2 separate regions of the Homo sapiens genome follow, and region 2 is linked to region 1. A link is an interaction called in ENCODE POLR2A ChIA-PET data of the cell type or tissue named here. Cell type or tissue: PC-9. All regions are shown on one strand.

The links. Peaks named below come from ENCODE experiments on the same cell type or tissue, not always from the same donor. Only the 100,000 strongest peaks of a DNase experiment are listed, where the experiment ranks them.
Region 2: POLR2A ChIA-PET joins it to region 1 with 11 read pairs; 2 of 35 experiments call an interaction of 5 or more read pairs at or near these places.

Annotation. Positions count from the first base shown.
Region 1 is chr15:35,725,924-35,729,923 of GRCh38, forward strand. The region is part of intron 2 of DPH6-DT (DPH6 divergent transcript); the gene reads left to right. Among named protein-coding and RNA genes, the nearest start is that of DPH6-DT, 180 kb to the left of the region's middle. In PC-9, no CTCF peak of the experiment used is centred here; a DNase peak (open chromatin) is centred at 2,458; H3K27ac peaks cover 1,333 bases.
Region 2 is chr15:37,316,929-37,320,928 of GRCh38, forward strand. No RefSeq gene overlaps it. Among named protein-coding and RNA genes, the nearest start is that of MEIS2, 220 kb to the left of the region's middle. In PC-9, no CTCF peak of the experiment used is centred here; no DNase peak of the experiment used is centred here.

The sequences.
Region 1 (4,000 bases):
TCCACAGCCAATTTTATCACTCAAACTGCTTTTCCCTTCCTATTCTGACTGAGTCCACAGCCAATTTTATCGCTCAAACTGCTTTTCCAAATGTCAGCAAAGACCTTCAAATCTTGAGTCCATTGGCCCCTTCCAACAACTCATCTATCACCTTCACATTGCATTCTTGTTTATGGGGCTCACTGCTGAGACTGTTTCTTCCAGACTCTGAGAATGCAATGCTGGCTCTTCCTATCTTTTTAAAAATTCCCTATTGGTCTCTGTTATGGGCTGAATTGTGTTGCCCCCACAAAATCATATATTGAAGTCCTAACCCACAGTACTTCAGAATGTGATTACATTTGGAGATCAGGTCTTTAAAGAGGAATTCAATTAAAATGAGGTTATCAGAGTGGGCCCTAATGCAATATTGCTGGTGTCATTATAAGAAGGGGAAATTAGGGCATAGACATGTAGAGAAGGAAGACCACATGAAGACACAGGGAGAAGACAGCCATCTACATGCCAAGGACAGAGGCCTCAGAAGAAACTGTCTCTGCTGACACCTTGATCTCCGACTTGCAGCCTCCAGAACTGTGAGAAATAGATTTTTATTATAATCTACCCAGTCTGCGGTACTTCATTACGGCAATCCTAACAAACCAACACAGACTCCTTTATTTCACCTTCTCTGCTTATTCCCTAAAAGTGGACATTTCCCAACCTCAGTCTTCATGCTTAGCTTTGCTAGTCTCATGTACCTTCGTATGTCCAATTATCATCTCCATTAAACCAATCTTCAAATTTAACAGGTTGAACCATATGAAATGGCCATCTTTGTAGGTTAAAAGTGGTTGACTCTTGGCAGTTTCATATGGTTCAACCTAATATGCCTCTACTCTAAACATTCTTTGATGCTCTATACGTGCATGTCCCCCTGCCTTTTACAAATATCCTTAAGATTACACCACTGGTTTCTTCCAAATATCACATCCAAAATAGAACTCACCAACTTCTTAAGAAAGCTCTAGGCTTAAAGCATCGGCTGTACTTTGGGTCATCCTTTTCTCTCACTGTCTTATACCCTGGTCGCCACTTGTGTGCTGTTGCCTGCCTTCCACATCCACTTCCATAGTACAAGCCCTTTTGGGGAAACTGCTGGGGAGCCTCCTAGTACTTTTAATTTAAATGTGGTTTCTGAACCTGCAGCATTCCCACTGCCTTTAAGCTTGTTGGAAATAAAGACTCAGTCCCCACCTGGACTTACTTATTCAATCAGAACATGAGTTTCTAAAAAGATCCCCAGGTGATTCTAATACACATTAAAGTTTAAGAACTGCCTTAGAATATGACGGTGGCCACAGGAATTTTAACTTTCCAGAAAGATCATGTCAATGTATTTTCTCATTGGCAGCAGGAGAGTATAAGAAAACCCAAATCACCATAATTTCACCAGTACAGAGTAACACCCGTGATTTTTAAATGCTGCATTTTTGATAGGTGAAAAATTATATTTTGATAATGTTGATATTTATTCCTCTTTAATGACTGGTAAAGGTCTATATTCATATTTGTCCATGAACTCTCTGTTCATAGCTTTTGGTAGTAGTTGTTTTTCTAATTGAATTATTTGGGACTTTTCTGAATTTTATTATTATACTTACCTTTGTTATTGCAATGTGGACAACTCTCAGGACGTTGTGTTAGTTAACCTGCTGAATGTGAATCGAAGATTCTCAATATTCCTGACAGTCATGTCTTTACACTATGCATAGTTTGAGGAGTAAATTGTTTTCTTCCCAGGTGGTTATAGCCGGCTATGCAAGTCACAAATCTTTGCTTAATTCATGAGCCCAATTTGAGGAAATTAATGGATAATGATGATTTTACAGTGAGTGCTGTAGTGCTTGCTCTACAGTAGAAACACAGGGGATGATTCTGAACTGAGTTGCAGAGCAGAAAATACAATAAAGCATGGCGCCATTCGGCAGCCTCCTCTCTAAACCTAGTAGCTGTAACACGCGCGCGCACACACACACACACACACACACACATACACACACGAAGAGTGATTCTGGGGAGCCAAGATAGATACTGACACACTGATCACTAAAAAACTCATGCTCCTTCTTATCATTCAGAATGATTAGTCTGCTGGTTGTGGCGATCTGGGCAACCTGGGAGGTGGCTTGACAAGGTTACTTAGGTCAGAGCAGGATAACAAGCAGCAGAAGAAAGAGCTATACACTATTTGAAAATAAATAAACAGCCCTGATCATGCTGCAGCTTCACTTTGCAGTTGAGTAAGCTGTACCTGTCTTCCTTGTTTCTCTTTGTTTATGAGGATTTCTAAGTCCCTGCTGGTTGATGGTGTAATTTGCTTAGCCAGACAAGCAGGTACTGTACACAATAAGTTCTTCTAAATAAAAGGGGTGATTAATCAAGGAAAATCAAACTGTGAGCCCTAGTACCACTCCTTCCTGGCTGGTCCCAGACTCCCAGCTTGTTTATTTAGTGTCACCCATAGTCTGTCATGGCTGACCTAAAACTATCAGGAACAGCCACAATGGCAGCCAAGCATAAACAAAAACCTGAACCGAAGGTGCAGAGGGACTGCCATTCCACAGATAAGATCTATTGCTGTAATAGCCCTTGATTATGAAGACCAAAGGAGAAAAAACACCAAATATACAGACACTTTTCTGTTTATTTATACATGAAGAAGGAGGGGGAAGCAAATCATTTACAAAGAGGAGGGGAAAAAAAGGAATAAGGTTTCATTACATGTCAGTGTTTCTCAGTTTATAAAACAAGATTCTGTGATAAGCAGGGGGTTGCTTCTGGTCTCCTTTGTTTGTGTATTGACATTTTGCAATGCTTTAAAAAAAAAAATCACATGCTGGGGCCAGAGATAGCAGAGAAAAAGAGGAATTGAGCCGGGAAAACCTACTAGACTGTTACCTGGAAAAAGCATGCTTTTTTTCTTCCATATAACTATTCCAACAGAGCACTAGGTTAGGTCAAAAATGAGTAGGCTGTTAGGTGATCTTTCACATTAAATGATGTGTTATGAGATTACGCTTTTCAGGGGAACAGGATCCCTTCTTATTGCAGATGTGCGTGATGCATTTTTAACATGCAAGGAGCAATTTTTGGCGAAATTGTCACTTCTCTGTTGGCCATGATATTCTTTCTGTGGTTATACCTTCTGACGTTTTTCATCAGATTATTTAATTTTATAAAGTTTAGGAGTTACTTGGAAAGAAAGTTAGCTGGAGATGTCTACTGCCAGAATGTGACGAATGTAGGCACCAGCTTCAGAGCCAATCTGGTCACTGCCTCAAGATAGAACGTGAAAAGATTACTTTTGCCCTTAAAGAGGCCCACAAGTTCTGGGAAGCAATGGAAATGGATCTCTTCATTGTTGTTTGTAGGTGCTGTGCTGCTGTTGTTCATGTCGAAGGGGTCAAATTTATCCATTTAATGGAGAAGTGTGCTTGTCCTACTAGCATTCCAATTTATAAGATGTGTAAGAGGAAGGGCAAGATGCTTCCAATAGGATATTGGTATTGAGGAATACTGCTTTATTGTTCTCTATTGGTCAATTACTGGGACAAATGGCTGCAAGAAGCTCTCTCCAATCTATTTTTTGCAGCCCATGCAGCATTACATTTCACTCCAAAGAGTAAAGCTCTAATGCTTTATCACATTCCAGTGCTCGAAAGGGAAATTGATAGTAAGGTACTCAACACTAAATGCATCCATTTTGGTATACTGACATTGCCTGGGACTACAGATAAATTTCAACAAATCACACGCCTACTCTAAGGAATTGGGATCTCATTCTCTGAGGCAGTCTTGGAGATAGAAGGCTCTGACTAGAGAAGGCACAAAATGAGTATTGGCATTATCAAGACACTGTACTGAAAAGGTGCAATGTTCTAGCAGCTACTGGAAAAATCCCAACAGCGTTCACTTGCATCATTGGTTGAAAATTCATTTTCTTTTTTCTCTTGAATAT
Region 2 (4,000 bases), 1.6 Mb after region 1:
AAACCAAAGTATGTTTTCAAATAGCAATGGAATCAATTAGAAATTAATTACAGAAAGACAACAGGAAAGTCTCCAAATACCTAAAAATTGAGCAACACATTTTAAAATAATCTCTGAGTCAAAAAAAAAAAAAAAAACTTCAAGAGAGATAGGCTGGCAAGATGGCCAAATAGGAACAGCTCCAGTCTGCAGCTCCCAGCGAGATCGATGCAGAATGTGGGTGATTTCTGCATTTCCAACTGAGGTGTCCGGTTCATCTTACTGGGACTGATTGGACAGTGGGTGCAGCCCAGGAAGGGTGAACTGAAGCAGGGTGGGGTGTTGCCTCACTCAGGAAGTACAAAGAGTCGGGAAATCTCCTGCCATAGCCAAAGGAAGCCGTGAGGGTCTGTGTACGGTGCACTCTGGTCCAGATACTGTGCTTCCCCTATGGTCTTCACAACCTGCAGACCAGGAGATTCCCTCTGGTGCCTATGTCACCAGGGCCCTGGTTTCAAGCATAAAACTGGGCGGCCATTTGGGCAGACACTGAGCTAGCTGTAGGAGTTTTTGTTTCTCATACCTCAGTGGCACCTGGAATGCCAGCGAGACAGAACCATTCACTCCCCTGGAAAGGAGGCTGAAGCAAGGGAGCCAAGTGGTGTGGCTCAGTGGGTCCCACCCCCACGGAGCCCAGCAAACTAAAATCCCCTGGCTTGAAATCCTTGCTGCCAGCACAGCAGTCTGAGGTCCACCTGGGAAGCTTGAGCTTGGTGGGGAGAGGGGCGTCCACCATTGCTGAGGCTTGAGCAGCGGATCTCCCAGCACAGTATTCAAGCTCTGATAAGGGTCACACTGCTTCCTCAAGTGGGTCCCTGACCCCCGTGTCTCCTGACTCAGAGACATCTCCCAGTAGGGGATGACAGACACCTCATACAGGAGAGCTCTGGCTGGCATCTGGTGGGTGGGGGGGGGCCCCTCTGGGATGAAGCTTCCAGAGGAAGGAACAGGCAGAAATCTTTGCTGTTCTGCAGCCTCTGCTGGTGATACCCAGGCAAACAGGGTCTGGAGTGGACCTCCAGCAAACTTCAGCAGACCTGCAGCAGAGGGGCCTGACTGTTAGAAGGAAAACTAACAAACAGAAAGCAATAGTATCAACATCAACAAAAAGGACGTCCACTCAGAGACCCCATCAAAGACTAAATGTAGATAAATCCACAAAGATGGGGAGAAAGCAGTGCAAAAAGGCTGAAAATTCCAAAAAGCAGAATGTCTCTTCTCCTCCAAAGGATCACAACTCCTCACCAGCAAGGGAACAAAACTAGACAAAGAACGATTTGACAAATTGACAGAAGTAGGCTTCAAAAGGTGGGTAATAACAAACTCCACTGAGCTAAAGGAGCATATTTTAACCCAATGCAAGGAAGTTAAGAACCTTGAAAAAAAGGTTAGACAAATTGCTAACTAGAATAAGCAGTTTAGAGAAAAACATAAATGACCTGATGGAGCTGAAAAACACAGCACGAGATCTTTGTGAAGCATGCACAAGTATCAATAGCCAAATTGATCAAGCAGAAGAAAGGATATCAGAGATTGAAGGTCAACTTAATGAAATAAAGAAAGAAGACAAACTAAGAGAAAAAAGAATAAAAAGTAATGACAAAGCCTCCAAGAAATATGGGACTATGTGAAAAGACCAAATCTACATTTGATTGGTGTACCTGAGAGTGATGGGGAGAATGGAACTAAGTTGGAAAACATTCTTCAGGATATTATCCAGGAGAACTTCCCCAATCTAGCAAGGTAGGCCAACATTCAAATTCATGAAATGCAGAGAACACCACAAAGATACTCCTTGAGAAAAGCAACCCCAAGACACATAATCGTCAGATTCACCAAGGTTGAAATGAAGGAAAAAATATTAAGGGCACCCAGAGAGAAAGGTCGGGTTACCAACAAAGGGAATCCCAACAGACTAACAGTGAATCTCTCTGCAGAAACCCTACAAGCCAGAAGACAGTGGGGGACAATATTCAACATTCTTAAAGAAGAGAATTTTCAACCCAGAATCTCATATCCAGCCAAACTAAGCTTCATAAGTGAAGGAGAAATAAAATCCTTTACAGACAAACAAATGCTGAGAGATTTTGTCAACACCAGGCGTGCCTTAAAAAAAAAACAAACTCCTGAAGGAAGCACTAAACATGGAAAGAAAAAACCGGTACTAGCCACTGCAAAAGCATACCAAATTGTAAAGGCCATCAACACTATGAAGAAACTGCATCAACTAACGGGCAAAATAACCAGCTAGCATTGTATTCACAGGATCCCATTCACACTTAACAATATTAACCTTAAATGTAAATGGACTAAATGCCCCAATTAAAAGATACAGACTGGCAAATTGGATAAAGAGTCAAGACCCAATAGTTTGCTGTATTCAGGAGACTCATCTCAGATGCAAAGATGGAATAGGCTCAAAATAAAGGGATGGAGGAAGATTTACCAAGTAAATGGAAAGCAAAAAAAAAAAAAAAAAAAAGGCAGGGGTTGCAGTCCTAGGCTCTGATAAAACAGACTTTAAACCAACAAAGTTCAAAAAAGAAAAAGAAGGGCATTTCATAATGGTAAAGGGATCAATGCAACAGGAAGAGCTAACTATCCTAAATATATATGCACCCAATACAGGAGCACCCAGATTCATAAAACAAGTTCTTAGAGATCTACAAAGAGACTTAGACTCCCACACAATAATAGTGGGAGACTTTAACACCCCACTGTCAATATTAGACTGATCAACGAGACAGAAAATTAACAAGGATATCCAGGACTTGAACTCAGCTGTGGACCAAGCAGACCTAATAGACATCTACAGAACTCTCCACCCCAAATCAAGAGAATGTACATTCTTCTCAGCACCACATGACACTTATTCCAAATTGACCACATAATTGGAAGTAAAACACTCCTCAGCAAATGCAAACGAGCAGAAATAATAACAAACAGTCTCTCAGACCACAGCACAATCAAATTATAACTCAGGATTAAGGGGGATCACTTCCAAGATGGCGAAATAGGAACAGCTCCAATCTGCAGCTCCCAGTGAGATCGACGCAGAAGACAGGTGATCTCTGCATTTCCAACTAAGATACCTGGTTCATCTCATTGGGACTCGTTGGACAGAGGGTGCAGCCCATGGAGGGAGAGCTGAAGCAGGGCAGGGCGTTGCCTCACCCGGGAAGTGCAAGGGGTTGGGGGATTTCCCTTTCCTAGCCAAGGGAAGTGGTGACAGACTGTACCTGGACAAACGGTACACTCCTGACCAAATACTGCACTTTTCCCACAATCTTAGCAACTGGCAGACCAGGAAATACCCTCCTGTGCTTTGCTCGGTGGATCCCATGCCCACAGAGCCTTGCTCACTGCTAGTGCAGCAGTCTGAGGTCAATGTGCAACACGGCAGCTTGATGTGGGTAGGGGCATCTGCCATTGCTGAACCTTGAGTAGCTCACAGTGTAAAAAAAGCAGCTGGGAAGCATGGACTGAGTGGAGCCCACCACAGCTCAGCAATGCCTACTGCCTCCATAGATTCCACCTCTATGGGCAGGGCATAGCTGAACAAAAGGCAGCAGACACCTTCTGCAGACTTAAATGTCCCTGTCTGACAGCTCTGAAGACAGCAGTGGTTCTCTCAGCATGGCGTTCGAGCTCTGAGAATGGACAGACTGCCCCCTCAAGCAGGTCCCTGACCCCCATGTAGCCTGACTGGGAAACACCTCCCAGTAGGGGCTGACAGACACCTCAAACAGGCGGGTGCCCCTCTGCAATGAAGCTTCCAGAGGGAGGATCAGGCAGCAATATTTGCTGTTCTGCAGCCTCTGCTGGTGATACCCAGGCAAACAGGGTCTGGAGTAGACCTCCAGACAGACCTGTAGCTGAGGGGTCTGACTGTTAGAAGGAAAACTAACAGAAAGGAATAGCATCAACATCAATAAAAAAGGACATTCACACCAAAACCCCA